Regions from separate parts of the Mus musculus genome. Here region 1 is linked to region 2. A link is a loop called in an ENCODE intact Hi-C map of the cell type or tissue named here. Cell type or tissue: left cerebral cortex. All regions are shown on one strand. Links, peaks and the distances in the headings refer to the core of each region. The heading gives the core; the rest is flanking DNA.

Evidence for each region. Hi-C counts contacts between places; a loop is a spot of excess contacts. Peaks named below come from ENCODE experiments on the same cell type or tissue, not always from the same donor. Only the 100,000 strongest peaks of a DNase experiment are listed, where the experiment ranks them.
Region 1: a loop joins it to region 2, with 2.9 times the contacts of the local background. A loop is called at or near these places in 2 of 42 quality-filtered maps.

The regions. Positions count from the first base shown.
Region 1 is chr13:48,443,396-48,455,084 of GRCm38, reverse strand. It overlaps Gm40940 (a long non-coding RNA gene), which reads left to right and starts at 8,413. Exons shown (of 4, transcript XR_873370.2): 1 at 8,413-8,508; 2 at 8,755-9,303. In left cerebral cortex, for the core only: a CTCF peak has its summit at 6,350; a DNase peak (open chromatin) is centred at 6,745.
Region 2 is chr13:47,342,777-47,354,465 of GRCm38, reverse strand. No RefSeq gene overlaps it. Among named protein-coding and RNA genes, the nearest start is that of Gm35733, 90 kb to the left of the region's middle. In left cerebral cortex, for the core only: a CTCF peak has its summit at 5,507 (motif pointing left); a DNase peak (open chromatin) is centred at 5,508.

The sequences.
Region 1 (11,689 bases), core at 1,742-9,741, 1.1 Mb before region 2:
CGGATAAAATATTAGGTGCTACTTCCAATTCTGTCCCTTGATTAGTCATTTAAATGCTCCACATCTTAGCTTTCCTAGCAATAAAATGCAGATAATAAGGTTTTAGACGCCATTATAGGAAATTAATGTTGGAGTATAACTTTAGAATGCTGATACTTCAGAAAACACCCTTGAAGCACTGCTCAGCTCTACTGTACAAGAAGAAGAGGTGTGCCTTCAAAGGAACACTGTGAAAACTCTACAACTATATTAAAATATTACGTGTGTATGCACACGTAAAATGTAGCTGGGCACGGTGTTGCATGCTTATAATCTCAGCACTCAGGAGGCCAAGGCAGTAGATTGCTATGAGTTTTGAGACCAGCCTGAGCTACAGAGTGAGTTTGAAGCCAGTCTGAACTATATAATGAGATCCTGTCTCAAACACACACACACACACACACACACACACACACACACACACACACAGAGAGAGAGAGAGAGAGAGAGAGAGAGAGAGAGACATACACATACACACACAACTTAGTCACTTGCTAACTACTTAATTCTATTATTAAATATTATGTTTGCTATATAAATATTATATATACTATATATAAAGCCATTTCTGTCTTTTTGGAGGCATTTTAATTTCCTAGAAAGAAAGCTAATATTGCTTTAAGTTTTCTTTCTTAGGAAGTTAATATTGCCTTAAGCTCTCTGGACAGCCCACTTCATATTGGCCCATGTCTCTGCAGGCTGCTAATGGCATGTGAACTCAAGACTTGCATGGAAGTCAGGGGCAGAGGATTTCTCCTGCATGAAAGCCCTGCAGACTGCATGATGAACAGATCTCACTCTGAAGGTGACCTGCTTTCTGCACAGCTGGGGACTCGTGAGACAGAATCAGCTCAGTAGCCTTCTGGCTCTGAAGTGCGTTTCCTGATATCTCCCCTCAACCCCCATCCCTCCCCCCCCATCCCCCAACACCAGCTCTCATTATTTTCTGGCCCAGCCTTATGGATTCACTCAAGCTGACAGTGAACAGAGGAAAAACTCCCTAGCAAATACCTGTAAGTTGTGGTCTATTAGGGATTCCAGTCAATGTGTCATTGACTGGCAAGAGTCTTCCCTTTAAGAAACAGATCTCATGACAGGCTACTTGGGAACTATGCAAATCTGGAAGACAGCATTGAATGGATACCTACCCAACTTCGGCATTTTCTCGAGACAATGCTGGCTGAAAGACAGTCTGTGTTGCCCCAGGCTTGGGCAGAGATGGCAGCTGCAATACACCCTGTGCTTTAAAGAGCACTGTCTGGTCCCTGGTGCCTGGGCTCCTCCATGTAGGACAGAACTTTGTGGAACTAAGAGAGGACAAGTCCATTCATAGCCACTAGCAGCTCTTTTCTTAGATTAGGCTAAGAACTCCGAGAACCTGAGGCTTCCTTGACACATGCCTTAAGCTTTCTTTCTTTTTTTTTAATCTGTCTTGCATGGACCTCTTCCCAGAATCCTGTCTTGTAGAGGTAGATGAGCCCATTGTAGATTAGTTACTGTCTTTACTGCTGAGACAAAATAGCATCAAGAAACAACTTAATGGAGAAAGGGTTTGTTTCAGCTTACAGTTCTAGGGGATACGGTCTGTCATGGCAAGTGAGTCATCATGAGCTGGAGGGGCTGAGGGGCTGGCCACATTGCATCTGCACTTCAGCAGCAGAAAGCAGTGAATACTGTTGCTTAGCTTCCCTCTGCCTTTTATTCTGTCCAGAACCCCAGCCAATGGGACGGTATTGCCCACAGTCAAGTGGGTCTTCCCGCCTAAACTAAGCTAATGCAGATAATCCTGCACACACCTTTCCAGAACCTCATCTCCTAAGTGATTCTAGATTGTCTCCTAGGTGATTCTAGATTCTTTCGAGTTGACAGTATTCATGATTCACACTGTATGTACATGTCGAGGAGCCTAAACATGGCGGCACCCCATTTACACCCACACCAGCGGTGGGTGAGGGTTCCTCCTCGCCCACATCCTCATCAGCATCCCTTTCATTTGCTGTTTGGTGACTGTTTTCGCTGCTCTTCCTAGTCCGTGGAATGCCAAACACCCATGTCATGTGTTCCCCACACAATGAGGCCACACATCCCCATAGGTAGCTTAGTGACTACTTTCAACCTTGAACTCCTACATCCTGGTGAACACTGGCCACCTCCAGTCTGAGTTGTCCCTGAGTATTCCACATGTTCATCTGGACTCATTGTCTTTTCTGTGTCCGAGTCTCTCCTCGGTTCCCTTCTTACATCGAATCAATTGCTAAGTCCTATAATGCAACTTCAGTCTTTTCTCAGATCTGTAGTGTATTTTCCATTCCCACAGACCTGCCTTTATTACCTTGTTAAACTAGGGTGGTACTTGCTGTTGAATCTCTCTATTTTCAATCTTGCTCCAATTTTATCCATTCTTACATTCCAAAAGAATAATTTATGGAAGGCATAAACCTCATCAAGCTATTCTTCTTCTTGAAAAAGAGTCATTGAAAATGACAGAGGAGCTGCCAAGTTTCTTAATACAGCACACAGCCCCTCTGGCAATGCTCAAAGTCAATGCTCAAAGTCATCTCTTCCTCTTCATCCCTCTCTGCAGCTTAGATGGAAGTTCTATCTCAGTAGCGCCTCTTTGTTATGCATCTCCTGCTCACAAACACACATGTGAGTGTTTGACATGGTAGGACGCCTTTCCTAATGTTCTCTCTGCCTCAAGTGCTTTCCCTAAATTCAGGCTTCAAACCATTTCTCCCAGCAATGTCACAACCTATTCTGTGGTCTTATTGTAACCTTTGAGCAATTCTTACCACTATGCTATTTCACTCTATTGAAAAGACCTAGTCCTGGACACGCTCCTCTCTCTGTGTGTTAACTCTACAGCTGGGTGTGTCTAACTAACTTGGTGTCCTCAGCGCCTCAGTGTGGAAGGCATTTCTTGTGTGCTTTGTGGCATCTTCCTAGTAGTTCTTAGCGTGCTGAGCAGTTCTAGGCCCTGTCAGTAGAAGGAAGTTATCCCTCTTCATTCTGCCTTATAGAATGACTGAATCTGGCACCAAGGGGCCCAGTCTTCTAACTGCAAAGATGCCAACATACTATGGAACTTAGGCTTGACCTACTAGTTAAATTATCTGGGAGGATCCAAACTCCCAGAATTCCCTTTGACAGATGGACTGATGATTGGCAAACTGAAAGGCTGCTGCTGACGTTGGGCTCCCTTAGGGACTGTGATAATGGAGAATAGGTGAGAAAACAAATGGAGTTTGCTTCCCATCCAGCATTTGGTAAAGGACACTGCTTTAGGGCTTTAGTACTATGAACAGGCAACATGACCAAGGCAGCTCTTATAAAGGACAACATTTCATTGGGGCTGGCTTACAGGTTTAGAGGTTCAGTCCATTATCATCAAGGTGGGAGCATGGCAGTATCCAGGCAGGCATGGTGCAGGAGGAGCTGAGAGTTCTACACCTTCATCTGAAGGCTGCTAGGAGAAAACTGGCTTCTAGGCAGCTAGGATGAGGGTCTTAAAGCCCATGGCCACAGTGATATAACTACTCCAACAAGGCCACACCACTCCAACAAGGCCACACCTACTCCATGAAGGCCACACCTACTCCAACAAGACCACACCCACTCTAACAAGGCCACACCTTCAAATAGTGCCACTCCCTGGGCCAAGCATATTCAAACCACCACAGACAGTGATCTTGAGAAGTACATTGGAAGCTCTTGTAGGAACTGATTTTTCAAGTAGCCTTGCCACATGGCTATTGGGATTCTTTCAGCATGGCATCAGAGTTTCCAGAGAGCAGAGGCAGAAGCTGTCTGTCTTCTCAAAGGCAACGTCTGGAATGGATGCAGGGTTGTCTGCACAGCATGCTATTGCTATTTAGCCATAAGCTTAATCTAGATGCTGTGGGAGAAATTACAAGAAGTTAAAGAGACAGGATACTGAGCCCGTAGTTGAGTGGGGATGCAGGAACATGAAGGGAAGGAGCTGGGGTGGGGTTCAGGACTTTGGATTTCACTCTAAGGACAAAAACTAAAAGCCAAACCCACATCACTTTCCCACCTTAGTTCTTACATTAACTATAGGAGAAGATTAGGGAAAGTTAGTCGTTAAGGGACACTGTCTTGAGTCCACAGAGCACACTGTCATGTAGTGGGTATTGCAGTTAGAGGACTGGGCCCCTTTGGCACCAGATTCAGTCATTCTGTAAGGCAGAATGAGGAGGGATAGCTTCCCTCCACTGACAGGGCCTAGAACTGCTCAGCACACCAATGACTCCTAGGAAGATGCCTCAAAGCACACAAGAAATGCCTTCCACACTGCGGTGCTGAGGACACCAAGCTAGTTAGACACGCCCAGCTGTGGAGCTAACACACATAGAGAGAGGTGTATCCAGGACTAGGTCTTTTCAATAGAATGCAATAGCATAGTGGTGAGAATTGCTCCAAGGCACAATGGAGGCCTCTCAGCCCCTGTTCCCAGTTAGTATTCCCTCCCTGACACGTGAGCCATCTTAGAAGTGGTTCTTCCCCCTCCAGAGGGGCCACCACCAGCTGACAGCATGTGATGCACGGATGCATGATCCCAATAAGCCACCAAAACTTCAAACCCGAGAGGAGACAAAAGAGTACCGCTGTCTTCAGCCACAGTTTGTGGGGCAGTTTTGCCTGCAAGATCTGCATCTGGTCCTTAGGCAGAAAGGTCTTTCCTTTCTTTCTGTCCTGACATGATGTGAATGCCGGTTTTTCTTGTCACCTCTTCCTAGAGCTGACCTTAAAACCCACCTCTCAGAGCTGACCTGGCATTTACTGTTTAACCTCAGATAAGTGACTCAGCCTCAAACCTCAGTTATCCATATGTTCCAAGTGAGGGCTCTAGATGGGATTAAATGAAATCATGCACACCTCACACATAGTAGGCACTTCATACTAAAACACACTGTGACTGTTTCCCAGCTTCAAAAATCCTTGTCTGGAATTGTCTGGCTTTCATGCTTCCCGGGGGGGGGGGTGTGGGTGGCCCCTAAAGCATTAGTCACTCCTGGACGAGGACAGCTAAGCGTCATCTATAGTGACGATCTTCAGACCCTCACGTGGCTCTGGGGCTGGAGATGATAATGGCTCTTATTAAGAGCCTCTGGTCTGCTGCAGTTATCATTCTACCATTAGAGCCCTGGTCATCTCCTTCTATTTGCACGGTTCTTATCCTACACTGAACAGAGGACTCAGGAAAGATAATGATCCTCATTTGTATCCGTTAGGGTCTCAACCTGCTCTGAAACACTCTTCATTAGTCTGCGGTGGGATTTGTTTCCATTACTCTGGTCCTTTCAGAACTATTTGTGTCTGCCTTTTTCTGGATAGTTCTCCTTGAAGATTTTTTTTTTTAACTGGGTGAGAAATATACTTTTTAAAAAATCTCTTCCTGGGCCATACATTTTATGTTTTATAATCTTGTATGCCACTACATGTGTGTATTAGTGTATGATGTATTATGTGTATATGTATATATGTGGTTTCAATGTATATTGATGTATGATGTATGTATGTATGTGTGGTTTATGTGTGTGTTAGTGTTTGATGTATGTATGTATGTATGTGTATGTGTGGTTTATGTGTGTGTTGGTATATGATGTATATATGTATGTGTATGTGTGGTTTATGTGTGTGTTGGTGTATGATGTATGTATGTATGTGTGGTTTATGTGTGTGTTGGTGTATGATGTATGTATGTATGTGTATGTGTGGTTTATGTGTGTGTATTGGTGTATGATGTATGTATGTATGTGTATGTATGGTTTATGTGTGTGTGTGTTGGTGTATGATGTATGTATGTATGTGTGGTTTATGTGTATGCTGGTGTATGATGTATGTATATGTGTGTGGCTTATGTGTGTGTTGGTGTATGATATGTGTATTCATGTGTGTGTGTGTGTGTGTGTGTGCAGGTACAGTCATTTGTGTCTCCCTCCCTCCATGTCTACCTCATTGTTTTTGAAACCACATCTTCAGTGAATTTGGAACTCATTAATTCTGCAGCAAGTCCCTGGGATCCACCTCTCTCTTCCCTTCACACCCGAGATTATACATGCCCAGCTATGTCCTCAGTTTTAAGTGGGCTCCGGGGATCTGAACCCAGCTTCTCCTGCTTGATCAGGAAGCACTCAGTAGGTATACTGAGCTGTTCCTTCCCACACAGGCCTGACCCAGAGGCCTTCTTCTCACAGTTGTGTGCAGACCTTCCAAGGCTTGGGCCTTTAAACAGCTCTTTTCTATGGAGGTGATTGCCCAGACAGCCATAGTGGGGCGTCAGAAATGCTTAATTGCAAAATGCCAGTTTTCCTTTCTTAGAGCAACCCGACAACTAACAATCAGGGGTGCGAGGTAGTTGCTAGGCTTGTGTGCAAGCTTGAAGAACAAGCCATCAACTCAGTATGTGAAAGAAACCAAACACACAGCTGCCTCTGAGCTGAGGCCTCGCTGCTAGAGAAAGAAGGGAATCGGCATGTTAATGGGATCTTGCCCAGGACAGGAAAGAGAAAGCCATCCTGGAACTTGGGCTGGATCCGCCTCCTGAAGTCTCCCCATCTCACAGGAAAGGCTCCGTGGTCCTGATGTTGCAAACGGCCCTAGAGAAGCATGGGAAGCCACCTGGGAAAAAAAAGCAGAGTCTCCTTCAAGGTGTCATCCTGAAAATGAGCAATGTTTGGGATTTCAGACAGCTCTGGCTCTCCCACGTGGTCTTCCCACAGTCACAAATGCAATTCTGCAAGTAACTGTTTTGGTAAATGAGTCACATTGTAGCAATCTCCATGAATCAGAGATAATTATATTTTTACTCCACCAGCACTGGTGAAGAAAACTCCCTCATTCTTCAATTAGTTCTTTTCACTCTGGTTTTTTTTTTTGGGGGGGGGGGTCTTTCATAGAACACTAACCTAGTTCCCGGATTCCTTTCCCACATCAGTTAACACCTTCTTGATCTTCCTGCCACCTCATGTTTTCTTATGGATTCTTTATCATTCTCCTCTTTCCATTCAAAGGAAGTCACGGTAGTGGATTAAATTAGGCTGGCCCAGAGGGGACAGAGATAACATTCTTCTGTAGCCAGGAGAGTTATTTATAAACCGTGACATTAGCCTTTCTTTCCTCAAAGACAAAGTTATTGTTCACATCTCATCTGTCTTATACTGACCTAAGATCTTTGGAAAGACCATGGAATTGAGGTGAAACTGCCACCATCATAGCCACTATTCTGAGCCCAGAAAGCATGTTGAGAGCTTTACATAGTCAGTTCCCCACAGGTCACAATGATCCCGTGAGTTAGCTATTATTGTCCCCATTTAACAGATGAGTAAATGAAGGCTTTAGAGTAGAAAATCCCTGCTTAGGTTCTATAGCTGTGCCAAAACCTCCTAGAGGTCTTTGCTTGAAACATCTATTATTTTATTTGAACTTTGCTTTCGGGGGCACTGACCTTGAACTCCATTTGTAGCTGAGGATGACCTTGAACTCCTGCCTCTACCTCCTGAATGCTAAGATTATAGGCACGCATCACCACATCCCATGGTTTCAACAGTCTGTTAACAGATTGCCTCCATTGTGATTGTTCTTAGTCTGTTTGGGTATCTGTAATGAATTAGTTTGTAAATAGCCTGCAGTGATTATTCCTTCATTCATAGAAAATGGAAAGTCCACATTGGAGGTACCAGAGACTCCTGATGGTGCTGAGGGTTGACTGTGTCCACTTCCAAGACGTTGCTTTATCCTGATGACTTCAGATAAGCAGAAGGGCAAAAGGGGGCACATGCTATACAGAGAGCTTCATTTACACAGTTCCTGTTCCTCTTCATCAGACTGGAGCCCCAAGACCAGTTCTTTCCCAAAGACCTCACACTCATACTGTGGCGTGTGTGTGTGTGTGTGTGTGTGTGTGTGTGTGTGTGTGTGTGGTTAAGTTTTGGAGGGCCACAAAGAGTCAAAGCATAGTATTGTTCTTATCTGGTACAATGGTATATCTTTCTGCTCTGACCCTGAAGTAGTGGACCAGAATTATCAGACCCACACTTTGGGGTCATCAGAATGACACCGCTGGAGGCAATTGGCTCTTTAATTCTTATCGTTTGGAAATGGGCAGGAGCTAAGGCAGGACCAGGCTCTCCAGCTTCTATTTCTTTATAAAGGCTTCCTTTTGTAGGCTATGCCTAGGCTTTTGGAAAATGGGGACGCATTTTAGTTTGTCTTTAGAACCTTCATGATTTGTTTGTTTGTTTATTGTTTATGTGTGAGCACACAGGCAGAGGTCAGAGGACAGCTTGCTGGAGTCGGGTTTTCTCCTTCCAACATTGGGTCCCAGGGATCAAACTCAGGCCATCAGGTTTGGTGACAAGTTCCTCTTTCTTTTCTTGCCAGCCTCTCTTTGGAGCATTTATTTAGTTGGGAACGTCGGCCCCTGAAATGGTGCTCCCCACGTTCCATGTAAGTCTTCCCTGCCCAGTTAGACATACCATGAGGTGTGTTTCCATGGGGATTCAAAATCCAGTCAAGTCGACATTGAAGATGACCTATCCCATGGGGTTGATCTACCCACGCTTCTGAGCTTCCGTTATTTATTTATTTATTTATTTATTTTACTGTAAATCAGCGCGAGTAGAGTCAAGTGCTCAGGGAGATTCTAGTTAGACCAGCACTGGGTCCTCACCCTTCTCCTGGTGCTTCTGACAGGTCAGGTGTTGCTACCAGGGCTGCTTGGGAGAGCAGAAAGACATCCTGGAGACTGTTGCAAGAGCTTCACCTACTCTCAAGACTTCAATCAACCCCCTGACTAGCTTGGAGGTGGACTGTGGAAAGCTGAAAACCCAGCCCCTGGCCAGTCACTCAGACCTCAAGAAATAGCTGCCATGGAGAAAAAAAAATGTCTGCCGGCTCCTCAGTCACTTTCCAAGGTGACACTAACCCAGGGCATCTGCACAGCAGCTCCTTCATCAGGTTGTCACCCCTTCCCTTGGAACTGGCGAGCTGGAGGATGGAGGTGGCCGCGCAACTTTCCAGGGAATTTGTTCAGGGACTTTCATGTCACTGGTCTCTGTGAGAAACCAGAAATGGTTTTCCCATTTCATTCATAGATAAAATGGGAAGTGAGCAGCCAGATGAGCAATCTGGGGGTTGTTCATTTTGTCCCGATAGGACTCTATCCTCACACCTCTTCCGGTATCCCGCAGAATCCCAGGAGTGGTCTTCCTCACCAGCACCCGCCACCTGGGAATCGGTGAGGTATGCGTTCTCTGCCTCAGTGGCCCAGATGTACTGAATCAGAGTGGGCCATGGTCGGTTCATGCTTGTCCATAGCATGAGATGAGAAGGAGAGATGGCATTGCTGTGTGTGGCTTACGCACATATGTTGGCTGGCTGCTTGTCACCAGCACATCGTCCAACCTGTAAGTGCAAACAGCAAGCGGGGCTCCTACCCTACCAGACAGAGGCGGGGAAGTGGCTGACTCAGTGCTTGTTATGGGTACCATCCATCCATGACCAACTGTCCTAGGTAAGAAGGGGATGTTGGTCTTCCCATCTACTGAAGGAAGTGCCAGGATACACTAAGCTTCCCCTCTTTAGACTCTTCATTAGTGTTGTGTGTCACACTATCAGAAGCTCTCGGGCTCCGATGGATATGAAGAAAAGGTGAACTTAGGGTTATTACCCTCAAACCAAAGGGAAGGAAGCTGGGCGTGGGGCCACATCCTATGATCCCAGCATCTGGGAGGTGGAGGTGGAAGGTGAGGAGTTGAGGGCCATCTTTGGCTACATATCAAGTTTGAGGTGAGGCCATCCTGGGCTACTTGAAATCCTATCTCAAGGGGGATAAAAAGAAGAGGAAAAGAAAAATACCCTCTTTCCACAAAGTGATACTGTTGCTCAGTGCCACCAAGTAAATACAAAATTAGGAGTGTGGGACAAGGTGCTGCTGGCAGGGCTGCTTTTTACTGAAGTGCTCTCTCTGCCACTCAGCAGATGGCTATCTTCTTGGTGTGGCCTCTCGTGGTGGTCTCCCGTACCTGTGTTTGCTTTCGATGAATCAGGGCCCACTCTATTGGCTTCACTTTAACCAGACCACATGTCTAACAAGAAGGGTTGGTTCTGAGGGTGAATCTGTAGCATGCCCGCTTTCTGGCTTCAGCATCCTTTAACAGCTCCTGGCTGGGAGATACATCTGGGACATCTGCTTGCATCTTGAGAAGGTGCTGTCCCAGGGTGCATGGATGCCTTCCAATCCCCACCCCTGCTATGAAAGCAACTATCAGGTTGGAGTGAGGTCATTCTAATAGCTAGCTTCATTTTAAACTGACGACCTCTGCTTGGATGCCCTTCAGTCAGAGGCACAAGGGCTTGGGACTCCAAGATCTTTCTTTCTTCTTCCTTTCTTTTCTTACTGTGGACAATCCACAGCAGAGTTGAATTTAGCCATTTCATGCAAACCTCCCAGAGACTGCTGGGTAAAGGAAAGCATTTCTTTCTTGCTCTTAACCTTCTTCTTACCTTCGCTTTTTGCGATTGAGAAGGAGTGTGTGTGTGTGTGTGTGTGTGTATGTGTGTGTGTGTGTGTGTGTGTGTGAAGAGGACAGGACAGACAGTGAATCGGGAAGAAAGAAAGTGCAGCCAAGGCAGGCTTTTGTGGTTGTTGTTGTTTAATGTTTAGAAAACTAAAGAAGGGGAAATCAATTACAGGGCCTACCTGAATTTTATTTCCTCACCCCAAACCAAATTACTCAGCAAACTTATCGCTTGCTAGTGCAGGCTTTGGTATTAAAGAAAACAATCAGGCAGGCAGGATTAATCTCCGGCAGCTGCCTTATCTGTAGCTTGCACCTTTGTTATTTTCTGATGAGCGTCTCCCTTTTCGCCGCCACGTTGTACCATACCTCACTGGCTCCTTTCATTTTATCATCAGGCAAGCGCGGAGGACCTTTCAGTTTATTAAAAAAACCTTTATTTGTGAAGAACAAAGAGGGGGGAAAAGGCAAACAATGAGGTCAGACAATCTCCTTTCTGCCAGAGTCACTCACCTGTTATTTAGAGTGTTATCGGTTAGGGGGGAAACTTGCATCCTGGAAAATGAGGCGCTGACAGGCTCCTCAGGGCGCATGGGCATGGGTGTGTGCACACACACACACTCACACACTCACAGACACATGTGTACACCTACACACACGTAAGCTTGCACACACAGAAATACACACACAGTCACACACACACACACATACACACACAGAGAAACACACACTCCCACATGCATACAGTACAGACACATAAGCATGCACACACACACAGACACACACACAGACGCAGACACACACACACATATACACACACAGTCACAGACACAAGTGCACACACACAGATACACACACAGATACACACACAGACATACACACAGACACACAGATACAGGTACACACACACAGTCACAGACACAAGTGCACACATACACACACGTAAGTTTGCACACACACAGATACACACACAGACATACACACAGACACACACAGAGAAACACACACACATGTACACAGACACACACATACACGTACAGACACGTAAGCATGCACAAACACACACAGACACAGACACACACACATGTACATGCACACACACTCACATA
Region 2 (11,689 bases), core at 1,702-9,701:
TGACTTCCCCTCTGCTCCGGATCCAAGGTCGTTTGGTTTTCTGGCTCACCCAGAGCTGGGATAGCTCAAGACCAGGTGGAAAGTGAAGGGTAGCCAGTTACCCTCGGCAACCCTGTCACGGGAGGTGGGACTATGGATTATGTCAGCAAGCAGAGCATCAATTCCCTATTTATCAGCGTTAATGTTCACACAGTGTCAGTGAGTCCTCCTCTCCAGTGGGCACTATGTTACATTTCTCCAACAGTCTTAATTCTGGGGTCTTTCTGGCACTGGAAACTGTCAACTCAAAGATCCACACGAGATGACCCACTTGGTTTCTTGATAGCCGGAAGACAGCCAACTGTGGGAAGAAACTCTCTGAGGTGCCCGGAACCCTCTTGGCTTCTGTTCCCATTTTCCTACCCTTCCTCACTCTGGGACCTTGAAAAAAGTATAAGCAGGAGATAGCAAAAATGCTCTTCCACTGGCTTGCTGGTGTGGTTAGGAAAGCCAACCTAGCTTGGGACAAGATGTCTCCCTCCAGTCTCTAGTTCCAGGAACCAGGAGAGAGGCACAGCTCCAGTCTCCCTAAGGGAAACCAGGAGGAAGTCAAGACCTGAGCACACTGGTCCTCCTGGCTGCTCAGGTCTGTCTCCCACACACATGTCTCTCTCGTCTCACTTAAACTTGCTCCATTATAACATTCCAGTGTGTTTAAAGGCTGGAACTTTTTTGTTTGTTTGGTTTTGGTTTTTGGTTTGTTGGTTTGGTTTTTTTTTGGGGGGGGGGGTGGGTTTTTTTGTTTGTTTGTTTTTGTTTTTGGGTTTTTGGCTTTTGTTTTTTTTTGTTTTTTTTTGTTTTTTTTTTTTGAGACAGGGTTTCTCTGTATAGCCCTGGCTGTCCTGGAACTCACTTTGTAGACCAGGCTGGCCTCGAACTCAGAAATCTGCCTACCTCTGCCTCCCGAGTGCTGGGATTAAAGGTGAGTGCCGCCACAACCCGCACTTATAAGTCACTCAACTACTTTCCAAATCCTGGTCTGCCATCCATCTATAACCTCCAGTTTCTTGCTGCCGATGGAGACATTAAGGTCTCAATGGTCTAATGTTTCAACATTAGAACAGAAAGAAAGAACATTAGAAAGAACATAAGAAAGAAAGAAAGAAAGAGAGAGAGAGAGAGAGAGAGAGGAAGGAAGGAAGGAAGGAAGGAAGGAAGGAAGAAAGAAAGAAAGAAAGAAAGAAAGAAAGAAAGAAAGAAAGAAAGAAAGAAAGAAAGAAAGAAAGAAAGAAAGGGCATTGTTTTAAGTCCCATTTCTCCCCCTGTGACTCAAAATTAGGACATTATAAGAAAGTTGTCCTGAACCCTGGTTTTCTGGCTCCCTGGGGCATCCCACCCAGTTCCGGGACTTTCCCCTCCAGAAAGAAAGAGGCACTTTTGATGGAAGTGAAGCTCTGTGGAGGGTGGAGTCAGAGAATTCTCAAAGGCTGTCCAGCTTCTCCCAAAATGCCTAAGGCATCACTTTAATCCTGGGTAAATACAGCCAAGGAGTCTCTGGAAAGGCAGTGGTACCAAGAACAAGCCACAAAGAAACAGTTTGATTGTGGTGAACTGAAGGAATGGCCATTTTAATTGCTGTCTGCCTGCAGGCTGTGCTGCGCCCCCCTAACTAAGGAAAGGAAGTACCAGCTGGCCCTTGCTAAAGAGTGCCCAGGAGCCAAAGACCAGAACACACTGGTCACAGGACACCTCGAATCCTCCTGTCCCTCAGCTGAGGGAGTTTGGTGTATGACAAACTGACATAGCCAAAGATGAATGAATGCTAGGGCATTATCAAGCCCCAAAAGAGCTGTGGCTGGTGACCACATCACTGTAACTAATCAGCCAATCCGCCAAAGTGGAGTCACCCATAAGAACTGTCCAGAGGAGCAGGTGGCTGGTGAAATAGCCCAGACTTGTATAGCACAAGAAGAAGTCTGTCTCAGCCTCTGGTAATAGAACATACGGATCTTCAAAGACTTAAGGGAGCAGACAGCATATTAGAAGATGCAAAAGGCATGATATACCATATAAGAAGACATTGGAAGAATATTGGCCTGGTAGCTTCATTTGCTATAGAAGAATCATTCATTTCAAGCCTTGATAACCTAGAACATTTTCAAATAACAAAATTATGGGCTGAAGAATCTCAGAGGCAGGTCAATGTTGGTCATGATCCAGCATGCCAAAGGCCTTGGCATCCATCCTCCACACTGGACATCAGTAACCAACTGATGAGACCAACAGTGACCCTTGCTCCAGCCATCTCTGGCTGGAAGATGGTTTCAAACCCTGAGTAGATGGGAGTAGTCCCGCCATGACGTCACATTCAGTCTCTGGTTGATAATACAGTAAACTAGTACCTGCCCCACCACAGCTTCCTTTCCTGGAAGCCCTTCGTGGGTAAGTGTCTCTGTTCTCAGTATCAAACACAGAAGAACCTTCACTGCTACCACCAATATCACACCATCAATACCCTGTCTCCCGATGAGATCCTTTGCCTAGGTATCTTGTTGCCTAGGTAGAGGCTGATCAATGCACTGATCCCAAAAGTTCCAACCTTGTTCAGTCGTGTCGAGTGCCCCACTCTTGCTCAATAGATCCTAACTGGAACTTACCCTTTTTGAGGTCACTTTGGCATAGAGACAAAATGACATGGGTGGTAGTAGCTCAGGCCATCATGATCCCATGAATGAGTTCAAGATGCAGCATACAATTCCCCATCTCCTCTCTCCCTTGTCCCTTTGTCCCCTCTAATCCCAGATTGCTTCTGCTACCCATATTAAATTAATACATGATCATTTTCACATACACCAATGAGCCCAAAGCTTTCAACATCTTGCTAGAAATTACTGTGACTCCATCTTTCAAATGCAGTGTTGATAATCCCTTTAGACTCATAAAGAGCTCATTGGAACCAGCACTGGAGGAATTAAATGTGTCGTCTCACCAAACAGAGACACAAATCTGTTACTAAGAAAAAGATGGTTGTGGTGGGCTTTGAAGTTTTCACACTATTCTAGTTTGATTTCTGTCGCTGTGAAACAGGAATGGCCATGAACAACTTGGGAAGAATAGGGTTCATTTTATCCTCCACTGTATAGTCACCAGGAAGAGAAGTTAGACCGGGAACTCAATGCTGGAATCTGGAGGCAGAGATTAAAGCTGGACCGTGAAGGAATGATACTTACTGGCTTGCTCAGCCTGCTTTTTTTATGGCTCCCAGGACCATCTGGTCCAGTGGTTGATACTGCTCCCAGTCAGCTTGGCCCTCTCTCTCATCATTCATTAATCAAGAAAACGCACCATGGTCTTGCTACAGACAATCTGAGGGGAGCATTTTCTCAACTGAGTTTCTTCTTCCCAGTTAACTCTAGCTGGTGTTTAGCTGACAAAAAAAAAACTAACTGAAACACACCTTCTTCACATTAAAGAAGAAGTATCGTATTAGATCCAGCACCTTTAATCCTATTCTTATGTCCTGCCCATCCACAATTCTCCCTGTCACTCAGTCAAAAGTGAAATAAAAACCATGTATTCAAGGGAGCTCTGTCTCCTATTAGAGTTCTCGTCTGTGTCAAAGTCTTCCTTTCTGTGTATCCTGTTCCTTTTCTGATTTAGAAATGCTTTCCAGAATCAGGGTACTTACTTAGTTTGGCTTTAGAATTTAGGAGAAAGAGCTATTTTTAAGATCAGCAATTGCTCTTGCTCCCACTGCAGCATGGAACAGAATGGACTTAGGCTAGGAGACCTGAATCCTGTTCCCAACACCTTGATGTCAGATTTTTCCTTTCCTTAAAGCAAGGATGGTTTTAGGGGCTTTGCGGGGAGCTCAGTGATTAAATGCTTGACACTCAGACCAGTGTTCTAAGACACTTAACCAGTGAGCTCCAGGTTTAGTGAGTGAAAATGTCTATAGATAGATAGATAGATAGATAGATAGATAGATAGATATATGAATGGATAGATAGATGATAGATAGATAGATGATAGATAGATAGATAGATAGATAGATAGATAGATAGATGATAGATAGATGGATAGATAGATAGATAGATCGGTGGGTGTGTGGATAGATAGATAGATAGATAGATAGATAGATAGATAGATAGAGATGGACTATGCTAGTACAAACATCCCTAATTAAGCCCAGTAGCACACACACACACACACACACACACACACACACACACACACACACACGAGATTCAAAGGAGGAGGGGAACTTGTTGGAAGGGTTCAGTTAGGGAAGGAGGAGGAGAGTGGGGAATAAAGGGTGAAATAAGTAAAGTTTGTCAGAAGCATCATGAAACTGTCAAATAAAAAAACTAAATAAATATGGAGTGCTATTTTCTTAAAAAAAAAAACAACATTGTCTAATCCTTTGGTAAAGTTATTCCCTTAGGAACCACCCCCTTTTCCCAAGAGGGGTGTCTATATGTATATATGGGGGAGGTGCTTACAATGAGAAAGAACAGAATAATGCTTATTTTAGAGTATTTTGTTGAACCACCACTATTCTGATTTCCACTATGTTCAAACATACATACAGGAGCCTAAACTTGAGCGGAACACGGATGACACCAGTGGACATGCATATGTGGAAGGAGGAAATCCCAGAAGGTCTCCGCCTCAGTAGCTTGCAATTCAAGAAAAAGAGCCACAGACAACCGAGGGATGCTGGGAGCTGAGAAATAGGCTCCCCAAGGAAGAGCACACCAACTGGTTATCCAATACCAATGGTCAGCCCAGAAATCCTACATGCAAGTAACAGCATACAGATTGAGCATGTTGTATTTGTGTATTCAGGAATATATATATATATGTATATTTACACATATAAGACAATATGTTGAGGAAATATGGTTAGACACTTTGAGCATCAAAACTGTGTCCCATTCTTCGTGGGTGCCCTGCCAAGACAAGAAAGCCATTCATCAGCCACTCCTGTCAAACATGGACTCTCAGCTGAGTATCTGCTGGGGACAGGGCTTAAAGCAGGAACTGTGTAGCACAAGGTCATGTTCCTTACCTGGAAAACGTTAACGTTCTGTTAAGGCAACACAGAAAAGGTGTTTGGGGTGGGAAGATTTTTTTTTTTTCCCCAGAATCCCGGACTAGTCCAAACTCTATCCAGTAAAATCATTAAAAGATTTAATGACTAAACACAAACAGGGAGCTGTGTAGTGAGAAGCCCAAGTGCCCACATGAGGCAAGGCAAATTGGAAGGATGGAGATCTATCACCCACCCACTCCCCATTTCGTCATTCAGCTAAATGTGCACTCTACTTACAGAAGTCTGTGACAATGAAGCAATAATGCGCATGTCCTAACCCTACGGAACAAGAAAGGTGGGGTTCCTTCTCTACATTTCCACTATCTCAAAAAGCTATAGAAGGTGCATCTTGGTGGGAGACCTGAGAGCCTGATCGGGCCCCAGAAGCCAGCTCCTAGCTGATTCCGCGTAGTTGCGCTCCCTCTGGTGTCAGAAGGAGAGATGGCAGCCCTCTAGTTCAACCTTCGTCTCCCTTGGAAGAAGCACTGGTGTCTTGCCCAACCTCTGAAGTTCTGCCTGTCTGTTTCAGAAGCTCAATGCTGAATTTTAGAACAAGATGTCTGACAAGAGCTCCCTCTTCATTAGGACATCTCGCTTGTTTGCAGTGATCGTGGCACTTAAAAAAGACCATATGTCTCTGAGCTGCTCCTTGGCAGGGCGTCTCCAGTGTTTACCAAATCTATTTTGTATGCCTTGCTAATAATAGTGTGGCAGGTCCCCAGGCGGAGTGAGGGGGACTGAAGGCTTCTTGTTCCTGTCGGCCCTCTGGATTCTGCCCTCGGACTATGAAAGGCCTCTTAGTTCTCGGGCGATGACTGAGACGGGGTTCAAAGTTTCCCAAATGCTGTTATTTTGGGAAACATTTATTTCGAGGGCTAAACTGTAATCTTTTGACAAATCAACATTGAGCAATGCTCTTCACTTTGCTATCCTCCAGACGTTAAACGACTGTCTTTAAAAGAAATTCACAAGTTAGTACCAAAGCCATTTAACAATCATATCTATAACTGTCCCATGAACCACACTCTGAATTTTTTTTTTTTTAGTTTAGTTTAGGAATTAAGAAAGTCATCTGGGTAGAATGGAAGATTCTTCTAATCACAGTGCTTGGGGTTGGGGGGTCTGAGGCAAAAGGTCCTGAGTTCCAGGTCAGTCTGGGCTACAAGAAGAATTCCAGACACCTTTGGGTTACGTAGCCATTCTGGGGCAGGGAGTAAGAAAGGTGAACTCTTATTTTAGAGAGCAGGATTAAGTCTCATGACTAGCAGTAACTGGCCCAAGATCATCACAGTAGGTGTGCACAGCCCACAGTACATCTTATAGTGCTGTGTGCTTGAAATCAAAGTGAATGGGCATGCCTACACAGTCACCCACGTAGCCAATGGAAACACTAAGCAATCAGTTTGTTTGTTTTGCTTGCTGTCATGGCAACAAAACACATGTGCAGGTTATCTTTTCATTCCCCGGGTCAGGTTTTATTGTCCTGGAGACACAGCGCCGTCAGTCATATGAGCACAAAGTTTCGTGACCATTTATAAAAATTTGTCAATTACTGACTTTAGGTATAGGCGTTATCTGAGACTCCCGTGACTTCCTGAAAGTCAGACAAGTCAGATGTGTTTTATGTGCAGGCCACATGTCAGACAGCAAATAGCTCTTCTTTTTAAAAAAATTCTTTATGTATATTGTGTGTGTATGTATGTATGTATGTATGTATGTATGTATGTATACATGACACATGTGTGCACCCACAGATGCCAGAGGAGGCATTGATTCCCTGGAACTGGAGTTGCAAAGTGACAAATGCTGGGCACTAAACCCAGGTTGTCTTGTGCAGCAAATGCTCTTAGCAGCTGGGCAGTCCTTTCCTTTTGCTATGATGGTTAAAACTTTGAGTTTTTCTTGTCTTGATAATGATAACTCAGTGGCTGTGAGTGGTACACGCCTTCATTGTGAACTGGTTTGGATATTGAGAAGACTCTTGACATTTCCCCCCACTTGAGAACTAATGACAATGGAGCAACAATTTTTAAAGAACTTAGGAGTGTGGGCTGGAAAGGTGGCTCAGCAGTTAAGAGCACTGGCTGCTCTTCCAGAAGTCCCGAGTTCAAATCCCAGCAACCACATGGTGGCTCACAACCATTTCTAATGAGATCTGATACCCTCTTCTGGGGTGTGTCTGAAGACAGCTACAGTATACTCATATACATAAAGTAAGTAAATAATTCTTTTTTTAAAGAATTTAGAAGTAGCCCACAGTGGTATGAAACGACCTCTGATGATAACTAGCCTGAGGGCTGGGAGATGCGTCTACGGGTAAAGAACTTGCCTTAAGACAGGAACTCCACAAAAAGACTCACAGTCAACCAACCTGGACCCTTGAGGGCTCCAAGAGACTGAATCATCAACCAGAAAGCGAGCATAGGTTGACCCCCTGCACATATGTAGCAGATGAGCAGCTTGGTCTTTATGCGGGTCCCCCAAACAACAGGGAGCAGGGGTTCTCCCTGAGCCTGTTGCCTACCTGCCTGCCTGTTAATCCCACACCCCTAAATGGACAGCCTTGTCTAGCCTCACTGGGAGAGGATATGCCTAGTCTCGCAGCAATTTGATGTGTGGGATGGGGGAGGTAGGAGGGTGGGGAGACACCCAGAGGGGCGCTTCCCCTTCTAAGGGGAATGGAGGAAGGACTTATGTGATAGGGTACCGGGAGGAGAGGAAGGGCTGATATTGAGTTGTAAAGTGAATTAATTAATTATTTATTTTATTTAATTTTTTAAAAGGAGCACAAGTCTGAGGACCTGAGTTCAGATCCCCAGAGCCCACATAAAAAAATAGGTTGTGAATGCATTTTCAACCCCGGCATGCCCCAGCCAGAAGATGAGACTGAAGACAAGAGTCTACCAGAGTGAAGCAGTATTCTAAATAGTCATGTATTTATTCAACACAGTAAGCTCCCAATACAGCTAACATGGCTGAATGTCCCTATTGACCAACGGATACAACTTCCCTTTAGTCAAAGACTCTCGAGAGTTCTACAACACATTCAGATGACTTGTGACAAGATTCCTCTAAGACTGTTAAATGCCCCACACTCTACTTTTTCATTGATTTCTCTCCCGTAGTCTTTTTCATCATCCAACCACGTTTCTAGCCTTCAGTATCTGCCCTGATTTCTGCCTTGGTATCCTTGAGAGAGGGTCTGTTTCGATTCCTGAAATCCCTCATTATAAATAACTTCATTGTGTGCAGTGGGTGGCTTTTCTGAACCGAGTTTGTCTCTTTATATCTAAATTTACTTCTGAAGCTTAATTCATCAATAGGAAGGCTTTGCACCATAAAGAGCCTTTATTTCCCAAAAAGGAAAGCAGAATTCTGCTTGGGAGTTATAGAAAGCACAATTAAATTTAACTCTGAGGCTGTTGAACTGTTTCCTTCGTCTATAAAAGCATTGGGGAATGAATGAGCGGAAAGTAAAAAAAAAAAAAAAAAAAAAGTAGTCGGGGAAAGTTCTCTGATGAGTACAAAGAGAAAAATCACAACATCACAACGCCTGCTGATGTGATCCTGGCAGTAAGCCGGCTCCTAAAGGGCGGGGCTATAGGCCAGCTCCTAGGGGCAGGGCCAAAGGAGGCTCCTAAGGGGCGGGGCCGTAACTCCAGAAAGTCTGAACTAGAGGCCAATTTCAGGAAGTGATATAGTTGATGGGTTTCCGAGAACCTAAGTACCCATCCCCAGGACATGAAATGCTTCACATGAAATAACTGATCACACACACTCTGAGCTTACATTTTAGTCAGCTCACCAAATCATTCATAGTGTTTCCCCCATCCCTGAAGTACGGGCACATGCCTGCAATCATGCTTGCCGTTCTTCATGTTACTGATTCTCATGGTTTAAAGGTCCTGCCTTAGGACTGAGGGGATGGTATTACATTATAATGGCAGTGTCTACATAATCTTGATATCCGGATTAAAAACTCAAGGAAGGGACTACTCCAATCAACAAGGTTTTTTGTTTTTTTGTTTTTTGTTTGTTTGTTGTTGTTGTTTTTCCCTCCCTGCAATGTGTGTTCATGTCTTCGATAGGTGAATCTTTCCGAGTGCTTCTAAGACACTTTTTAATGGAAGGCATTGGCAAGGAGTCAAAGTCCCACCTCTTACAGTGCTAAGCACCCACATGGAAGAATTCAACATTCCAGGTACACTCCAGGGCAATACACTGCAGTGCACAGAGGTGGCCGTGGCTGAGTCCTGGGACAGCTATGGCAGTGGAAGGAAGAGCTGTAAGTCCAGGTATAAGAATCAGGAGGGAGAGCTGGGGAGATTGCTCAGTTGGAAGAGTGCTTGCCACACAAGATAAAGGACCTGCGTTGGATTTCCAAAAAGCCACATTACAAAGCCAACATCAGGAGACAGAGACAGGAGGACCCCGGCCACTTACCAGCCAACAAGCTCCAGGTTCAACGAGATCCTGTCAAAAAAAAAAAAAAAAAACCAAGGTGGAGAGCAACTGAAGAAGACTCCCAACATCGGCCTGCAACCTTCATACGCACGTGCACACGTGCATGCACACGCCTGCACACATACGTGCACACACACACAAAAAGAACCCAAAAGGCTCTGATGGAGAAGCGGGGACATGGCAGGATTATTTTTCCGTGTTCTTGACAGTTTCATGCATGCGTATTAAGTATGCATTCATGTATGTAGGTGAGTATGCTCACATGCATGTATGTATGCTCAGACACTTAAATATACAAATCTGAAAGAAGGATTTCTAGGTAGAATTGACCATGGAAGCAAAGGCTACAGGGAAAAGCAAGGACCAGATACAAAAGTCTTGCCAAAAAGGGAATAAACACTAGGAGAAAAACAAAAACAAAAACAAAAACAAAAACATAACTTAGAGTCAAACTGCATTGTTCAATCTACTTTAACCCAAGTCTAGGAGGAAATCTGTTCTGCGCATGCAACAGAACTTTAGGTCAGAAGTTACTTGTAGAATATGGGACAAGGAACCTTTTCAAACAATGGGAAAAGAAGGCTCTGGTCATGTCATAAAGTGTGCCTAGGAACCCATTTGGTGTCTCTTGAGAGCAGTGGCTACTGGCACATCCTGAACTCTAAGGAGGTAGGTTGGGCGTAGGTGTTGGATACAGGAAGCTTTCTCTCTATCTCCAAGCGGCTGAGACTTATTTGTGGGTAAGGTACAAGATGGAGACCTGGATTATCCTATCCAGTCTTCTATAATGTCAGTGAAAGTGAAGTGTGGTAAGGACATGGATTGTGATTTTGAATGAACAAGCCCAGTGGTTGGCAAGATTGTGACAACATCCTGCATGAATCGAGTAGACTGAGACAGCATTTGAATAAAATTATATCTCTTCTCTCTAGTTCTTCATTGAATTGCCCGAAACTTAAAATAGAGAACTAACTAAAAATAAAGAAATAAGTAAACTTCTTGTGATATGCGAATGCAATCAAATAATTAGAAATTAGGGAGATTCTTGGTTAATAGTTCAATTCTGACACCCCTCTTTCTAACATAAACAAATAATACTATAAGTTCTCAGAGCTCAGGGGATAAAAATATATATATATATATAATGAACAGCCTGGCCAAATTAATTGGACAAGACCCTGAGACCGATCTGATCATTTAAGTAGCTCCATCCATGGCCACTATTTATCTAAAGTTTGTACTGAGTTACTTCATTTTACTCTGTCGTGTTCTGGAATGTTCTGTCATGAAACTAGAGAAATTTACACCTACAACTCTCAGCTACCTTTCTTTGTATTCCTAGCCTTAACACTCATTCATAAAATGCATAGTTGTGGGGTTCCTAACACCCATTCATAAATGCAGAGCTCCAGAGTTCCTGCTTGCTATTCAGTGCGCTGGGTCATTGTGCTCCTATCATCCTCACAGCTTAGAATCCTGCATGTATTTCTGCTGATACAGTTGATCATTTCACTTAAAGGGGGTTAGAGAAGATGACCAGTCATTCCATGCTTTATCGGGAGGAGCATCTAATTTGGTTAGCCATGGGAAGAAACCAAGTAAGACTGGGAAGCTCTTACATGAACACGTGAGAGAGCCATCCACACAGACACAAATATCATTGGTTCTAAGCATCAAATTTGATCTAACCTGGCCTCAAGCAAGTAATTAATTCTTGAAAAGAATCAATTAAAGCTCTCTTCTTATTATGACTTTATATTTAAGAAATCAGCACATGATCCAGGAGAAGCCAGAGCTGGCCTATATTGATTGCCATTAAGATAGGCTATAGGACATGTTCTGGCCCAACAGGGTGCAAAATAAAGACTTATTTTGTGAACTTTATTTTGTTGATTGGTGTATAAAACCACATCAGAATTTCAAGGTAAGCTGCATCTCAGCATGACAGCGTAAACTGTTGGTCCTCTGTCTTTCTGCCCTGTGATGTCATCGCTAACACGTATCGATTCATGCTTGTTACTAAATACATACTCAGTGTGCTGTAGAGACTGTTCTGAGCCTAGTTCTCATAAGTTCTGCTGAGCCAAAAGAATAAACAAAAACAAAATCCTTTAATCCCAGCACAAACACACAGACTCTGAGCCAGGTGCG